2 separate regions of the Homo sapiens genome follow, and region 2 is linked to region 1. Evidence: read pairs that join two places in POLR2A ChIA-PET (ENCODE). Cell type or tissue: PC-9. All regions are shown on one strand.

Region 1 (5,000 bases):
GGTCTATAGCTACTAACAGATTTTAATTATTTAGATTTCTCTGCTTGACATTCCTTTTGATACCAGTTTTATCCTAAATGACCTCAAAGGATTTGACATGCTGATCATACAATCTCCTCCCCACCGCCTCCCACACACCTACCAGAGAGACAATTGGAGGGTGGTGGGCTCGTCCGCAATTGGGGGAAGGGGATGCAGTGTTCTAATAGAGTAATAGGCACAGCCTTCATTTGTGGTTCAGAAGCCCTTTGGTCCATTTTTGGACTTCTTTGCAGAAAACTAAGATGCTAATGAAACTTTTTTCAAAAGGGAAAGATGTTGAAATGTGTCCTCATGACCTGTGTCCTCCATGCAGAGTAAGCAGGACTTTGGTTTCTAAGGCTCTCTACAAGAATTACCCTGGTTTGTCTTTTTAATTTCCTTCCAAGACAGCTTATGATTTCTTTGTATCTGAAAGAGTGGAAAGCTGCATTTGTACTAAACTAGAGGTTGACCCAGAGTATGCAGCCTTTGTAAGCGGGGAGAGCTTTTTAATTTAAAAGTATGCCTCTGCTCTAAAGTGCGAGTCGGGGAGCAGAGACACCGATCATTTTTCTAGAATCACTTCACAGATGGGTAAGCTAGGATCCAAAGAAATCAGCTAGCTGACTATAACATTTACTCAACTGACCTTTGAATGAAAAACACCAGCCAGCCTCCCTTTGGACCAGACTTCGTTAAGTCTCAGGCCTGGTATCTCACCCTTTGATATTCTAGATGCTTTTCTGGAGTCTGTCACTTCAGGGGGGGAAACCATCGTCTTCCACCTCTATGCTCCAAACCTATCCTGGTTTCTAAGACTGTTCTTTCAGCAAACTTGTCATTTGCAGACATTGATTGCTTGTGGCACCCAGCATGGCTGTGAGGGGAGACTTCTTGTGGAAATGTGGCCGGCCAGCCCCGCTGGTCTGCAGTGAGTTACCGGTGTCGGTGGAGCCCATGCGGCCTCCCAGCATGCTGGCAAAGGACGCCAAGGTGTTCAGCAGAGACTGGAGTCAATTAAAGGCTGTGACTTGGGAAAAGCCCTCCTTGCATCTCTCTTTTTAATCTGGACCCTTTACCTTTTGATATTCTAGACGCTTTTCTTTTGCCCTCTGTCAGCATTGAATTTTTTAATGTGACTGATGTCTCAGGTCAATAATTATATGTGGCGAAAGTTCTTAGGTGACAGGTTTAGATGCCTCTAATTTCAAGGCAAAAGCTTGAGGTTTCACAGTCCCTTCCTGTAGGACGGGGTTGAGGCACTGGGCCGAGGGGGCTGGGAGGCCATCAGCATTCTGAGAGTGATCTAGGGTTTGCCCCACTTCTGGTAGGTTGTCTTGATATCTGAGTAAGATGGTAGGGGCTCCTACCCTTCAGTTATTTCCCACACCCGTTTGTTTAGTGTAGCCCCTTAGCAGGGGCCAGGAAGTTCAGATTTATTACTACGAAACTCTTTAAATAAGTTTCAATTTTTATGTTTCACAATTTCTCAATTTATGACTTCAACTCCTTTGACAGAGACTAACAAACTTGGGTCCTGCAAGACCTTACTCCAGGCCCTGCATCAAGTCAGCTCAGCCAATCAATACAATATGTGCTTATTGGGCACATACTCTGTATCAGGCACAGTGCTAGGGCCACAGTGGCAGACCGAGTAGGCAGGATCCCTGTCTCCATGGAGCTCACAGCCCAGCTGGGAGGACCGCACAGCTACGTCTGGGAAGTCTCAGGGTTGGGGAGGTACGGGGCCTTGGAAGCAAGGGCAACAATCATCTAACTCAGACCAGGGCTCAGGGAGGGCTTCCCAGAGGCAGTGTTGTCTAACCTGAGGTCTGGACAGTGAGTTTGAGTTTGTCCAGTGAAGGAGGACAGGAGAAAGCTAAATCAGAGAGTGGAGGCAGCTGGGAAGATGGAAGAAGCTTAAGGAGGTGACTTGGTCTTGTGGGTATTTCCTTAGAACAGTAAGGAGCTACCAAAGGGACTTATGCCAATTTGTATGTTTTAGAAAGTTTACTCTGGGCACATCAGAGACAATGGGATTAGAATTTGAGACTTAAAACTATTGTTTTTTTGTTGTTGTTGTTGTTTTGTTTTTGAGATGGAGTTTTGCTCTCGTTGCCCAGGCTGGAGTGCAGTGGTGTGATCTCGGCTCACTGCAACCTCCGCCTCCCAGGTTCAAGCAATTCTCCCTCCCTGTCTCAGCCTCCTGAGTAGCTGGGATTACAGGCACCCGCCACCATGTCCGGCTAATTTTTGTATTTTTAGTAGAGACAGAATTTCGCCATGTTGGCCAGGCTGGTCTTAAACTCCTGACTTCAGGTGATCCGCCCACCTTGGCCTCCCAAAGTGCTGGGATAATAGGCGACCACGCCCAGCCTGTGTTGTTTTAATATAAGGAATGGAAGAAGGTCCACATAGGATGGGGGAGATGGTCCTAGCCCCTTTCACAGGTCATGCTTTAGGAAGAGGGTACAGACAGCCCCATTCATGGGTGTGAGCCTTACCTCTATTTTACTCCCACCTTTTCCACTGTTATCTGCTGCCGGTGGCTCACACCAGTCATCAGAACCTCAGTTTCTCCAAACATTTGTCTCCTGGGTATAAATCTTTTGCTCTGGCAACACCCCTCAATTGTGGCTTAGAATAGACTTCCACCTTCTCTCCCCAAAACCCACCCACAGCCTTTCTCTCTAAAAATAATATTCCTGGACCTGCTGGCACTCACACAAGCTCTGGGCCTTAGTTGAATTTGGAAGGCAGTCATGCAGTGGAATTCCAGCAAGTTGGCTTAAGGTACCCATTTATTTTTGTACAGTAGTTTCCTGCTTTCCAATATTCCAGAGGATATTTCTCCTGTCACTTAGAAGAGGAGCTGAAGAAACTACAAGTCAGGCAAGATGAAGGGGAACATGTTTCAGCCCCACTTGGAAAGCTGGTTGGGAAATGAAGCTCTGAGCCACTGAAATAACATACTGAACTCACACACCATGAAATACTACATCCTGGATACACCTGGGATGAGTCATGGCCACAGCAGGAACCCTGGTGGAAATGGCCACAGTGACTGATGGTTGATGGTCGAGTGACTTGTGTCCCTGGCTGTTTCAGCTGCTAGACTTCAGCCACTGGATTCTTTGTGCAGATGCTGCCTCTTCACCGTTATGTCTTCCATTGACCATGATGCTCAGCCATTTCCTCTCAAAACCATGGGGGCCATCACTGTTCTGTTTGGGTCCTGGTTTTGAAATGACTGGGGAACCTCCTGTCATCACCTTGTGCTCCTTCAGATTGCAGCTTGACCCCAAGAAAAGGGAAGAATTTGAATAGGACTGAAAATAATACTCACTACTATTTATTGAGCTATTATTTTGCACCAGGTCCTGTACTAGGTCCTTCTCTTTTTTTGACACGAGGTCTGTTGCCCAGGCTGGAGTGCAGTGACGTAATCTCAGCTCACTGCAGCCTCGACTTCCCAGGCTCGATTGATCCTCCCACCTCAGCCTCCCAAGTAGGTGGGACTACAGGCGTGTGCTACTACATGCTGTTAATTTTTGTAATTTTTTTGTAGAGGCAGGCTTTCGTCATGTTGCCCAGGCTGTTCTGAGACTCCTGGGCTCAAGTGATCCACCCATCTTGGCCTCCTAAAGTGCTGGGATTACAGGCGGGAGCCACCAAGCCTGGCCTTTTTTTTTTTTTTTTGACAGGGTCTCACTCTGTCATCCAGGTTGGAGTACGTTGGTATGATTGCAGCAGTCCTCCCATCTCAGCCTCCCAAGTACCTGGGACCACAGCCATATGCCACCACGCCTGGCTAAGGCTAATTTATTTTTATTCTTTTTGTTAAGATGAGGTCTTGTTATGTTGCTCAGGCTGGTCTTGAACTGCTGGACTCAAGCAATCCTCCTACCTTGGCCTTCCAAAGTGCTGGCATTATGGCCATGAGCCACTGCACCCCACTGTGCTAAGTTCTTCAGTACAGGATCTCATCACATCTTCACATCCATCCAGTGTGGAGTTCCTGTTATCCTTTTCCTGAGGATGAAGCTGGGCTTTCGGAGAGGATGTCGCTTGCCCAAGGCACATGACCAGTAAGTGGCCAAGCTGGGATTCCATCCTGACCTGTCCAATTGTAGGGGCTGCATTCTTATCCAGCTCGCCACGCTACCACTCACTCCCTGGGTGACCTGCCCCTCGCTGGGCTTCACTGTCTCTGCATCATCAAAATAATATGAAATCTTGAATTCGAAGGAAATGTTATAAGGAACCTCAGCATCTGGAAGGGAGAAAATGCAGAGCTGTCCTGGGTGAAGTGCGGGCATGTGAGAGTCAGGAGAGCAAGGAGCGGGTCTGAGACTCCCATGGAAGCATCTCCCCAGGAGCAGCACACGTGTGTTGCTGTTTGGTTTGCTGGCATCCTGATCTCTCCACACCAGCCCCAGTGGCCTGAGCCGCCTCTGGGTCTCCTACCCACTGCCCTCACCCCATCACCTTCCTTTCTCACCTCCTCTCTTCTTGGCAGTCTTCTACTCTTTGGCTTCTTTGCTCCTTTTGCCTGAGGGAGTGGACTCGGGGTTTGGATGGAACTATGATCACTCCCCTTACAGGGAGGTAGTGTGGATTAAATGCCAAAAGACATGCTGTGTGCTTAGTGTCAAGCCTGGTACAGGGCATGCAGCAAACGTTGGTTCCTAAGGTGATTCGTGTGAATACTGTCAGTATCATTCCGGACACAGAGGGAGATGAGGGAACCTTTGAACGGTCATGAGCCCTGGTTAGAATGGTTAGTCATGTTCTTCTCCCTCTGCCCCGTCTCTCACCCAAGCACCCTGAGCCCTTCTTGGACTCAGCCTCTGTTGCCAGGAGGCCTCTGCCACAGCCTGGCCTCTCCCATCTGTGACACTCCTGCCAGATCTCACTCTGTCCCCTGACGGACACAGGATTTGCTAACCCTGTGAAAATCCCTTAGGCGAGAAGCATAT
Region 2 (5,000 bases), 170 kb before region 1:
CAGTCCGTTCTCCTTTGCTTTACCCTTCCCTTCTGATGGTGGTGTCTCAAGCTTCAGACATTTTGAGGATTACCTTCACAGTGTTTTCCACATCCTAAGACATAATTTCTATGAAACCTCTCTTTGATGTGCTTGTTATAATTTATTTTAATATATTTTAGAGTAAATATGTAACTGTTGAGCAGTTCATTTACTCCCTGTGAATTATCTTGCCTCCAAGGGTATGTGAACCCCTCTCTTCATAGCCCTGTTTAAGACTCTCACGGCCTCTTTCGGAGGGCGCTGCTGGCTTTTACTCAACCTCACATTCTCCTAGAATCTCACATGCTCCTAGAGTTCTACTAGAATGTTCACGCTCCAGTTTCTAGCCTATTGGCCAATTCTGTTAGGCGATACCCCGAGGCTGTTTTGCCCATTCATTAGTTAGGGAGCTGTTTTGATGATGCCAGTTCTCCCTAAACCAGTGATAATAAATATTTGTTGGATTATGAATGGAATGAAAATGTTGTCTTCACTTGTCAGCACAATTCTAGAGTCCGAATCTCAATACCTGCAAACACTGTCTTTCCTCTCTCCTTCCTTTCTTTTTCTCTCTTCTCTTGTCTTCTCTTCCCTCTCTTCTCCTTACCTCTCCTCTTCTCTCTCTCTCTCCTCTTTCTCTTCCCTCCCTCACTCTCTCCCTCCTTTCTTCCTTCCTTTATTTATTCCCAGTCTCCTTCATTCTCTCCCACCTTTCTTCTTCCACTCCTCCATTTATTTATTTATTTATTTATTTTTGTCTTTTTACCTTTGGGTTAAAAAATTAGGATTTTATTTGGAGTTCACTTTCTAAAGAAACTCCTAACAGACCATGCACAGAATGTTTCCACACTGTAGTAGAAGAGTCTGGAGTTTTTTTCAGAGACCCTCTATTGACTTTCTGAGTTGAAACAGTTTAGACTCCACATAAAATATGTGTTGTTTACCCAGGCTCTTCATGCTCTGCATACTGTTACAGTCCTTGAAGAGCTTGTCAGTGACAAGTAAGATAAATGAATGAAGAGGACTTTACAAGTGTTTAAAAGCTAAGTATAGCATGTGCTGCCCACGACTTAATTAAACAGACCTGCGCTTAACTAAGTAACTTTGTGGTGGAAACATCTAGGGCCTTTCCCTTCCCCCAGACTCTGCCACTAGCAATGGTGCTCAGGATGTTAGAAATTCCTTGGTTGTCTGGAGTTGCTAATGTGTTAGCCTAGCTGTTAGCTGTCTCATTGGTTGAAGCATTAAACGCTAGTGTGGACTGTGCATAATGACTTTTGAATTTATATTAGGGGATGGTCAGTAACATGGACTTCTTTGGGGCTCCATTAAGATTTTCTAATGTGTCTGAGTTCCATCGTTTTCAGAGGGAATTTTAAAATCAAAAGTGAGCTGCTTTTCTTTAAAGCTATGATTGGAGTGGGTGATCAGAGCCCATTCCCAGGTCAGTCTTGATTTGTTTATGAAGGGGCTGGTCCTTAAGGATCTGAGCAGTGGGATGCACTGGTTACAAAGGAGGCTGCACAGTCAGAGCCTCAGATCTACCAGTTATTTGAGCTCTGATTAGTTGCTTAATCCCTAAGCCTCATCTTCTTCATCTGTAAAGTGGGAGTAATAAGAAGCTTCAACCAAGGCAAATATTCAGGGCATGTGCAACTGTGTCACTCTTGGTTCTCATGGGTTTCTGCATCTGTCATAGCAGCTATTAAAGATTTTAAATACAATCCCCACCCCTGCCTGCATCGCAGGGTTGATGTCAGACTGACTTAATGAGATGATGCCAACACAGTGTTGTTCACACAGCAAGGGCCAAGCAGGCATTGGTTATTATTTTTTATGTTAACAGGAGGCTCCATCTCACAATGTCGGTTAGGATCCTAACATTATGAGCAGAGCACATAGAACTCTTTCTTTATAAATAATCCTTCCTCATGGGCTGTACTGGCTGACAGTAGAACAGGGGAGATGCTGCTTCTGGCTACAGTCACTGTCCATAACCCTTCAGGGGATTCCCCAGGTTCCTAAGGTGGCAGCAGAAAGCAATGTTTTTTTTTGAGACAAGATCTCATTCTGTTGCCTAGGCTGGAGTGCATTGGCATGATCACAGCTTATTGCAGCCTCAACCTTCTGTGCTCAGGTGATCCTCCCACTTCAGCCTCCCAAGTAGCTGGGACTACAGGCATGCACCACCACACTTAGCTTATTTTTTGTATTTTGTTTTTGTAGACGTGGGGTTTCACTATGTTGCCCAAGCTGGTTTCTAACTCCCGAGCTCAAGCCACCCGGCTGCCTCTGCCTCCCAAAGTGCTGAGATTTCAGGCATGAGCCACTGCGCCTGGCCACAGAAAGCAACTTAGCAACATAATTTCCCTCCCCTGACTTTAGCAGGAAAAAAGAAAAGAAAAACTGCACAAAATATGCAATAGGAGCAGTAGATCAGCATCTGTCTGTCTATCTATGGTGTTTGGTTTATGCTGAAGACATTCTTCCCTCTCTTGCCCATTTTTTAGATATAGGAAATGAGACTCAAGGAATCCTGATTCAGTCTGAGTCTCAATATGAATGTTTGGCCGAAACTGAATTAGTGCTAGGCAGGTGTTACTTCCCTAAGGAAGGTGAGAGTTCTGTCACGCTAAGTGATGAGAACTCTCAAGAAGTATCCATGGAAAAGAGCCTAGGAGTCACAGGTGTGTTAGTCCTGTGCAAAAATTAAGTGCAGGCTTGTTAATTATTCAACTATGATTAGGGTTTTAGCTGAGATTCTTGCAAAAACAGACCCCAAGCTGGGTGAGGTAGCTCACGCCTGTAATTCCATTGCTTTGGGAGGCTGAGGTGGGTGGATCACCTGAGGTCAGGAGTTCAAGACCAGCCTGGCTGACATGGTGAAACCCTATCTCTACTAAAAATACAAAAAATAAAATAAAATAAAATAACTGGGAGTGGTGGAAGGCACCTGGAATCCCAGCTACTCTGGAGGCTGAGGTGGGGTAATCACTTGAACCCGGGAAGTAGAGGTTACAGTGAGCCGAGATTGCACCACTGCACTCCAGCCTGGGTGACAGGCAAGACTCTGTCTCAAAAAAACAAACAACAACAAAAACAAAAACAAAAAAAAACAGAAACAAACAAAACAGATCCCAAGACAAGCTTTTACTGCAGGTAGTTTATTTGAGAAGTGATCTCCAGAAACATGGTGAGAGAATGGGGCAGTGATACAGGGAAGGGAAAAGGCCAACAAAGGGTGCATCAATGGGCAGTTTTCTGCTATAGTCAAACAGGGCTCCCACTGCTGAGGACCTAGTGAAAGATTCTGGAGCACACTGTAGGGTTGTCCACTGAGGGGCCAGGATGCTGGCTATTTATGTACCATCTCCTTCCCTCACAGATTTAGAGTTGTTTCAGGGGCGTGAGCTCCCTAACACTTCCCATCTGCCCCATTCCCTGGCCAAGTGTGCACCTGTGGCCAAAGCAAGACCTCAAGCCGAGGAAGATGCACGGGCTCCTGGTGGGAAGACAGCAGCACATCCAGGACTGTCCATCCAAGCTGCAGACAAGATCTGGTGTGGAACAAGAGAATATAGGAGGGACCCTGACATTCTCTGCAACAATTAAAAATAAAATAAAATAAAATAAAAGTGCTTAATGAGTAGGTATAAAAACACCAGCCAAACCTTCATGATGATCTACTAAATTTCTGTCTGTAAATAGGGACCGAGAGAGAGAGCCACCTTTAACAAAGTTGGGAGGGAGAGTCCGACCAGTGTTCTGTTCTGCTATAGAGGAGGGGCAGGAAGGATGGATCAGCTGAATGAATTTGGGGAGATCAGACCAGTGCTCAGGGAAGGACTGATGCTATAGCAGTGGATTGTGTAGATATCTGTAAACACACAGATGCCAAGAGCCTGGCCCATTTTCCCAGAGATGTTACAGTGTGACATGGGTGAGTATATGGCTGTGGCTCTGTCTTAAATTCCTTCCAAATGCCACAGGTTGATGTTATTTTGAAAAATAAGGTGGTGAATTTTCATCTCACATACATTTCCTGCTCTTTCCACATCCAGTAAAGGAATGAAGGAAGCCCGCACACATACACACACTTGCATATCTCACATTTGGTGTTCTAGTTCCCCTCATTGACCTGCTTTCCTCTCAAGGTGATTGGAGGGCCACTTTACTGTGCGATCTCCCCAGTGTACTCTCCTTATACCTATAGCCAAGCCAACTTTCAAATCTTAACTCAAGGGGCGTTTGACCCATGGAGCCTTATTTGATGCCTCTGCCCTCAGCTGGAGGGGATCTGTTGCCTCTGAACATCCATTTAAACCATACCCTTCTCTCCTCCTCCTCTTCTTATACGGTTTTATAGTCAGGCTTCTATTTCCTCATGTCCTATTCATCTTTGCCTCACCCCTGCACCTGGAGTGGACCTTACCCTTCATGACACTGCTGTAGGACTCTGGAGTCAGACATCTGGGTTTGAGTTCTGTTCTTCTACTCACTAGCTGAATAGTTATGGGCTTAGTTTCCTCATCTGTAAAAGAGGGCCCCAAGAATAGCCATCTCAGGAGTGAGGATTCAGCAGGAGAATGCTGGCCAAACACTTAGCCTGGCACATAATTATTCTTGGCATCATTGCAGTTGCAGATGTTCAGTAAGTGTTGAGTGAATTTCAGTGCAGTGTCCACAGTAGAAGCCTTTACATCATTTATTCTTACATACTCCCAGAAAGTTCCCCAATGCGGCACATTCCTTTAATAGCTTCTGCATCCTCTGACTTCATTTTGTCCTCCAACTGTGACCTGAGTGCTGCAACTTAGATTCTACTCAATTATGATTCATTGCTATGTGAGTCTAGTGGATGGTCAGGAAATCTCTCCTCTCCTAGCCATCCCATTCTTGTCTGGTTTGCTCATCTTTTACTTGGAGACAAGAGCTGTTCACCTTGCTCTGATTAGGTGGAAACAAGACAGTAGAAGAGT

What was found. Peaks named below come from ENCODE experiments on the same cell type or tissue, not always from the same donor. Only the 100,000 strongest peaks of a DNase experiment are listed, where the experiment ranks them.
Region 2: POLR2A ChIA-PET joins it to region 1 with 5 read pairs; 4 of 35 experiments call an interaction of 5 or more read pairs at or near these places.

What each region holds. Positions count from the first base shown.
Region 1 is chr3:55,533,116-55,538,115 of GRCh38, reverse strand. All of the region lies in intron 17 of ERC2 (ELKS/RAB6-interacting/CAST family member 2), which reads left to right. Among named protein-coding and RNA genes, the nearest start is that of WNT5A-AS1, 48 kb to the right of the region's middle. In PC-9, no CTCF peak of the experiment used is centred here; a DNase peak (open chromatin) is centred at 3,035; H3K27ac peaks cover 555 bases.
Region 2 is chr3:55,704,514-55,709,513 of GRCh38, reverse strand. All of the region lies in intron 15 of ERC2 (ELKS/RAB6-interacting/CAST family member 2), which reads left to right. Among named protein-coding and RNA genes, the nearest start is that of ERC2-IT1, 48 kb to the right of the region's middle. In PC-9, no CTCF peak of the experiment used is centred here; no DNase peak of the experiment used is centred here.